Linked DNA regions of Homo sapiens: region 1 is linked to region 2. Evidence: chromatin contacts called from ENCODE Hi-C or POLR2A ChIA-PET data. All regions are on one chromosome and are shown on one strand. The core of a region is the stretch at or near the end of the contact, and the rest is flanking DNA. Distances in the headings are between cores, read along the strand shown. Region 1 overlaps APBB1IP (amyloid beta precursor protein binding family B member 1 interacting protein). Region 2 overlaps PRTFDC1 (phosphoribosyl transferase domain containing 1).

The links. Hi-C counts contacts between places; a loop is a spot of excess contacts on that map. ChIA-PET counts read pairs that join two places held with the same protein, here RNA polymerase II (POLR2A). Pooled maps may share reads with other maps.
Region 1: a map of posterior vena cava shows a loop between it and region 2 (13-fold over the local background). The contact joins two enhancer-like sites. A Hi-C loop is called at or near these places in 1 of 168 maps with a recorded cell type or tissue (posterior vena cava) and 1 of 50 pooled maps. POLR2A ChIA-PET finds 5 or more read pairs at or near these places in 1 of 52 experiments (CD4-positive, alpha-beta T cell).

The regions. Positions count from the first base shown.
Region 1 is chr10:26,490,972-26,494,089 of GRCh38, forward strand. APBB1IP (amyloid beta precursor protein binding family B member 1 interacting protein) reads left to right here. Exons shown (of 15, transcript NM_019043.4): 3 at 1,356-1,427. The coding sequence starts at 1,356. Among named protein-coding and RNA genes, the nearest start is that of APBB1IP, 54 kb to the left of the region's middle. Within about 2 kb of position 1,385, at least 2 of the 41 ENCODE cell types and tissues checked have a DNase peak (open chromatin) inside an H3K27ac peak, as active enhancers do.
Region 2 is chr10:24,871,533-24,874,911 of GRCh38, forward strand. It overlaps PRTFDC1 (phosphoribosyl transferase domain containing 1), which reads right to left. Exons shown (of 9, transcript NM_020200.7): 4 at 466-531. Among named protein-coding and RNA genes, the nearest start is that of PRTFDC1, 79 kb to the right of the region's middle. Within about 2 kb of position 2,004, at least 12 of the 41 ENCODE cell types and tissues checked have a DNase peak (open chromatin) inside an H3K27ac peak, as active enhancers do.

The sequences.
Region 1 (3,118 bases), core at 135-2,634, 1.6 Mb after region 2:
TAGAGCATTTTGAAATGTCCTTAGAGGCTGAGCAAGATGGCTCAATCTTGTAATCCCAGCACTTTGGGAAGTCGAGGCGAGTGGATCACCTGAGGTCAGGAGTTTGAGACCAGCCTGGCCAACATGATGAAACCTCGTCTCTACTAAAAATACAAAAATTAGCCGGGCATGGTGGCGGGTGCCTGTCATCCCAGCTACTCTGGAGGCTGAGGAAGGAGAATTGCTTTAACCTGAGAGACGGAGGCTGCAGTGAGCTGAGATTGCACCACTCACTCCAGCCTGGGGGACAGAGCAAGACTCCATCTAAAAAAAGAAAAAAAAAGAAAGAAAAGAAAAGAAAGAGAGAAATGCCGTTAGAAATGGTCTGCAGCAAATTCCTCATGTTACAGATGAAACAATTGATTACCTTTGCCAAACTACATAATGCTAGTTAAGTGGCCAAAGGACTAGTAATGTCTCCTAACTTCCCAACTTAGCCTTGCCAAAAATGTCAGGAAACAGAGCAGCCAGTTGCAACTCACAGTGCGTCCCACCCTATTTTGTCGCAAACTTTTCCTCTTCTTGGGCAATTGCTTCATTTGGTTTAGGCAAAGAAAGGTTAAAATGTAAAAAAAGTTTTCTTTCTATCTCTTTTCACTTGGCAGGGCTGCCATTTAAGTTCTAAGGGTTTGTCCACCAGTACTTCTAAATAAATGTACTAAAAACTATTATTTCAGAAATATCTTTTGAAAGCAGGGAATTATTGGGTAAATATGCTTAATCACTCCTCACATCATTTTTGTGTAAGGTTTTTTTTTTTTTTTTTTTGGAGACGGAGTCTCACTCTGTCACCCAGGCTGGAGTGCAGTGGCGCAATCTCGGCTCACTGCAACCTTCACCTCCTGGGTTCAAGCGATTTTCCTGCCTCAGCCTCCCGAGTAGCTGGGACTACAGGCACGTGCCACCACACCCAGGTAATTTTTGTATTTTTAGTAGAGATGGGGTTTCACCATATTGTTCAAGCTGGTCTCAAACTCCTGACCTCAGGTGATCTGCCTGTCTCGGCTTCCCCTAGTGCTGGGATTACAGGCGTGATCCAGCCTGTTTCTTTGGTGCCAAGAAGACTAGTTTAGCCTGGAAAAATTCAACTGTGGCTCTGAGGCATTTCCCAACGTTTGGCACAATCTTGGATCAAGCAGATTGGATAGAAGCCAGGCATGAAATTTCAGGCTAACATAAGCCTTCCTCTCAATATAGTCCTCTCCCAACTTAGCTGCCCATGGATGGGGCTCTTGGGGGAAAGAGAGGGATGCAAAGAGTATCCTAGGATCAGGCTTTTATGAGACTGCTAATATCTCAGTTTCTTCCTTTTTCAGATGGGTGAGTCAAGTGAAGACATAGACCAAATGTTCAGCACTTTGCTGGGAGAGATGGATCTTCTGACTCAGGTAAACTTCCCTTTTTAACTGGCAAATTGGAAAACAAAAATAGAGTTGCAGAATTTCATTGTAATATGACAAGGGAGCTGTCTTTTTTAAAACCCTGATATCGGGGGAACCAGCCCCCGATATTTCAATGTAGGTTCTTTTCTATTTTCCCTAAGTGACGGCGGGTCTGAGAAATAAAGGGAAGAGTACAAAAGAGAGAAATTTTAAAGCTGGGTGTCCAGGGGAGGCATCACATGTCGGCAGGTTCCATGATACCCCCAAGCCATAAAACCAGCAAGTTTTTATTAGCAATTTTCAAAGATGAGGGAGTGTATGAATAGGGTGTGGGTCACAGAGATCACATGCTTCAAGGGCAACAAAATATCACAAGGCAAATGGGCAGGGCAAGGTCACAAGGTCAGGGAGAAACTAGAATTATTAATGAAGTTCCATGCCCCGCTGTGCACGCATTGTCATTGGTAAACATCTTAACAGGGTTCAAGAGCAGAGAACCAGTCTGACTAGAATTCGCCAGGCTGGAATTTCCTAATCCTAGCAACCCTGGGGGCGCTGCAGGAGGCCAGGGCATGTTTCATCCGTTATCTTCAACTGCATAAGGCAGACACCCCCAGAGCGGCCATTTTAGAGGCCCCCCCGGGAATGCATTCTTTTCCCAGGGCTATTAATTATTAATATTCCTTACTGGGGAAAGAATTCAGTGATATTTCTCTTACCCGTTTTCGGTAATAAGAGAAATATGGCTCTGTCCTGCCCGGCTCCCAGGCAGTCAGACCTAATGGTTATCTCCCTTGTTCCCTGAACATCACTGTAATCCTGTTCTTTTTTCAAGGTGCCCAGATTTCATATTGTTTAAACACACATGATTTACGAACAATTTGTGCAGTTAACGCAATCATCACAGGGTCCTAAGGCGACATACATCTTTAGCTTATGAAGATGACAGGATTAAAAGATTAAAGACAGGCAGGGAAATCACAAGAGTATTGATTGGGGAAATGATAAATGTCCATGAAATCTTCACAATTTATGTTCAGAGATTGCAGTAAAGACAGGCGTAAGAAATTATAAAAGTATTAATTTGGGGAACTAATAAACGTCCATGAAATCTTCGCAATTTAAGTTCTTCTGCCATGGCTTCAGCCGGTCCCTCCATTCGGGGTCCCTGACTTCCCGCAACACCCTGAAGATTGGCAACATTATATAGTTCTGATATAATTGTGACAATGATGGGTTAAAGAAAAAGCTTGTTCCTGACTATATTCTTTTGAGTTCAGTTAATTTAATACATTGATTAGACATACATCAAGCTCATAGTATCCAAATATTTACCAATAGAGAAATTTACCCCCAAGTTTACTATCCTACAACCACCAGCGCTGAGCCATTTCCCTGTGGTTACTTCTATAAAGACTCACTAATAAAGTATTATCTTTGTTTGATTTTGGGGTTTTCTTGAGAGACAGAGTCTCACTGTGTTGCTTAGGCTGGAGTGCAGTGGCACAATCACGGTTCACTGCAGCCTCAACCTCTTGGGCTCAAGTGATCCTCTGGCCTCAGCCTCCCAAGTAGCAGGGACTACAGGTGCACGCCACCACACCCAGCTAATTTTTTTTTTCTTTTATAGAGACGAGATCTCACTATGTTGCCCAGGCTGGATATCATCTTTAGTAAAGACTTTTTACCAACCCTTG
Region 2 (3,379 bases), core at 754-3,253:
AGTGCTGAAAACGCACTCTTAAGAGTTCCTTTTCTCTTCCCTCCCCAGATTTTGTACTTGTCAATGAACCTGTGTAAATGTCTTACTGACGTGCCTGGGTGCAGAGGATGGATGAAAAAAAAAAAAAAGGCAGACGAATAAATAAAGGGAAAGCTTCCTTTTCAGAAGGTGCCTGGAAAGATGAGTAGAAAAGGATTAGAACAAGGTGGGCAAAGGGGTTTTGCTGTCTGAAACAAGATTGGAAGGAAGCTCGGAGAAGAAAGATTTGGTCTGCATGGTGTCTTGGAAGCATTCTAAAAAGAATGTTTTAGAAAGGGGAGATCATTAAAAGGATTCACGCAGCCATTTGTATGAATTGGAAAACCCGGGAGCATGTCTGAAATGTCCTGTGAGTGCTGACCTGAAATGCAGGTCACCGATGCCCCCAGACCTCAATGCGGTCTGAGCACAGTTACATGAACAAACCTTTCCAGCCAGCGTTGAAAGATCATCGCCTCCGATTATCTGCATCTCACCCATGGACTGGTCATTCTGCAAAAAAGAAGAAAAAAAAGGGAGACAATTTTACCGCACAAGAAAACCTTTAAAGCACATTTTCCTGTCTACCCAGTTAGTGGCCGGAATGTGCCTTACAAATATAGCACAAATAGCTAATAGGGATTCATGGTTGCCTATGGTTACCAAGAGCCATGCTCCTGCTACTGCCCTTGAGACAAAGCTTTCTAATGGCTGGCAGGGAGAGGCTGGGTGTGCAGGGGGAGTGGGAGAGAGGAGAGAGGACAGACAAATCTAACATGAAACAAAACACTCTGGAAGGTGTCTGAGCCTATCCTGGAGCAGAGAAAATTGGAGAAGACAGTCATGCTTCTGTGTTTTGCCTAGCTGGGGGTGGACTGAGTATGTGTCAGCTTTGCCACCAAGCTCTGATTAAAGATCTGCAGTGGAGAACAGTCAGATTCTGATTCCCTGAGAGACCGGAGGCCTCCTCTACTCCCCGCCATTGGAGATCCAGCCCCTCATCTGACATCCAGGGCAATTCTAACAGGCCATGAATCAAGAAGTATTGCACTTAGACCTTCTGACATGAATGATGAGGTCTCAGCCAATTTCTGCAGTCCTAAGAATATGACACTCAGAACTATACGTGTGTGTGTGTATATATATATATACACAAAATATATATAATACACAAAATATATATATATATACAAATATATGTGCACACGTGTGTGTGTATATATATATGTGTGTGTGTGTATATATATATATATATATTTTTTTTTTTTTTTTTTTTTGAGACAGGGTCTCACTTTTGGCCAGGCTGAAGTGCAGTGGGGTGATCCTAGCTCATTGCAGCCTCAATCTCCCAGGCTCAAGCAATCCTTCTGTCTCGGCTTCCCAAGTAGCTGAGACTACAGACAGGCACATACCACAGTGCCTGGCTAATTTTTTTCTTAATTTATTTTTATTTTTAGTACAGAAAAAGTCTTGCTATGTTGTCCAGACTGGTCTTGAACTCCCGAGCCCAAGTGATTCTCCTGTCTTGGCCTCCCAAAGTGCTGGGATTACAGATAGGCGCCACCATGCCTGGCCTCAGAGCCATATTTAGAAGACTTTTCATTCAAATCCTGTTAGAGTTTATGATCATTTACTTTCATCATGTTTATGTATGGTATATTATCCTGTCCTAATGAAACCTCACAAAACAAACAAACAAACAAAATGGATTGTTACATAGTGACCATCATGATAGAATGACACAGAGGCAAAACAAGAAACAGAACCAGCCACTTGTCTCCCAGCCTCATTACAGACCCACATTAAAGGAACCAAAGCCGATACATTCCGGCAGTCTGCTTCATGACCAAGCAAGAATGCTGTGATGTTGCAATCCCTTGATTCTAACAATAACCTTGGGGAGAAAAAAACAATATACGCACCATATGTGCTACATGCTGAACCAGGAAACGTCTTTAGTTACTGCTGTGGACAGCTGTCACTTTTGCTAGCTCAGCACCTTTCCTCCTAAAGAGGCCCTCCCTCTTCCTGGGGGGAGTCCATTCCACATGGTTCAGGTAGGGCCAGGCCTTTGCAGTGCAGGCCAACCAGCTGGGCCTGAAGCTATACCCAGTCTCAGACTTCCCAGCTACTCAAGCCAATTCCCTTAGGAATTTTCTTGGGCTGGTTTGAATTGGATTCTCTCACTTGTAACTGTGTCTCTATCTAGAAGTACAGTTACTTTGTTATGGAGTTGGTCATCTGGGAAGGGAAAAAACAGCCAAACCACCAGTAGGACAGTTTTGCCAATGAAACACCTTTTGTCTTTTTACCTTGCTGCTCAAACGAAAAAAAAAAAAGACCTTATAATTTTTTACCTTTTTTTTTTTTTTTAAGAGACATGGTCTCACTCTGTCACCTAGCCTGGAGAGCAGTGGTGCAATCATAGTTCACTGCTGCCTCAAACTCCTGGGCTCAAGCGATCCTCCTGCCTCAACCTCTCAAGTAGCTGGGACTGCAGGTGCTCACCACTATGCCTGGCCAAATATATTTTTACTTCTGCTTGGTAAAGCATTCACTCCTTACCATGGATGGTTGGAGGGGGCACAGGCAGACAAGGAGAGAGGCTTCACACACTAGCTCATCCTGAAAGTGGTCCACTAAGTTAGATAAAACCAGTGATTTTCTTCTTATGGGAATTGATGTCAAAAGGAGAAAAATCAAAGGATATTCTGAATTTACAGATGTTTTGCTGTTTTTGTTCATATATCACCAGATATTCACAAGTAGTCATGACAGTGGTTAAGGACTTGTCAAAAATGTCAAAGGAGAAAATTTTCTTGTCACTGCTAGAGATGCTGAAATAGAGGAATTAACACAGGAAGAATTTCTGCACATTAGACTTAAATATGTTGTTAATAGCAGCAGGAAAAATAAAATTTCAGTACTTCCAGGGACTGGGTTATACAGAATTGAATACAACTACTAAACTACAAAGTTTAATGTAACCAGTGAGATTTATAGTCTGTCAGATCAGAGTAAATTTCACAATAATTCTACTATTTTCATCTTCATTCTATTGATTAAAACCAAAAACCACAAAAATCAGATAACTAAATAATGTGCTAAAAGTCATAGATTATGTTACCAAGCAAGTGTTACTTAAGAAAGTCCTACTTCTTCCAAGTGTACAAACGTGTTTTTTTAAAATTTTTAATTGACCAACAATTACTATATATATTTGATATGGTTAGGCTGTGTCCCCACCAAATCTCATCTTGAACTGTAGTTCTCATAATTCCCATGTGTCATGGGGAGGGACCCAGTGGGAGGTAAATGAATCATGGAGGCAGTTACCTTCATGCTGTTCTCATGATGATGA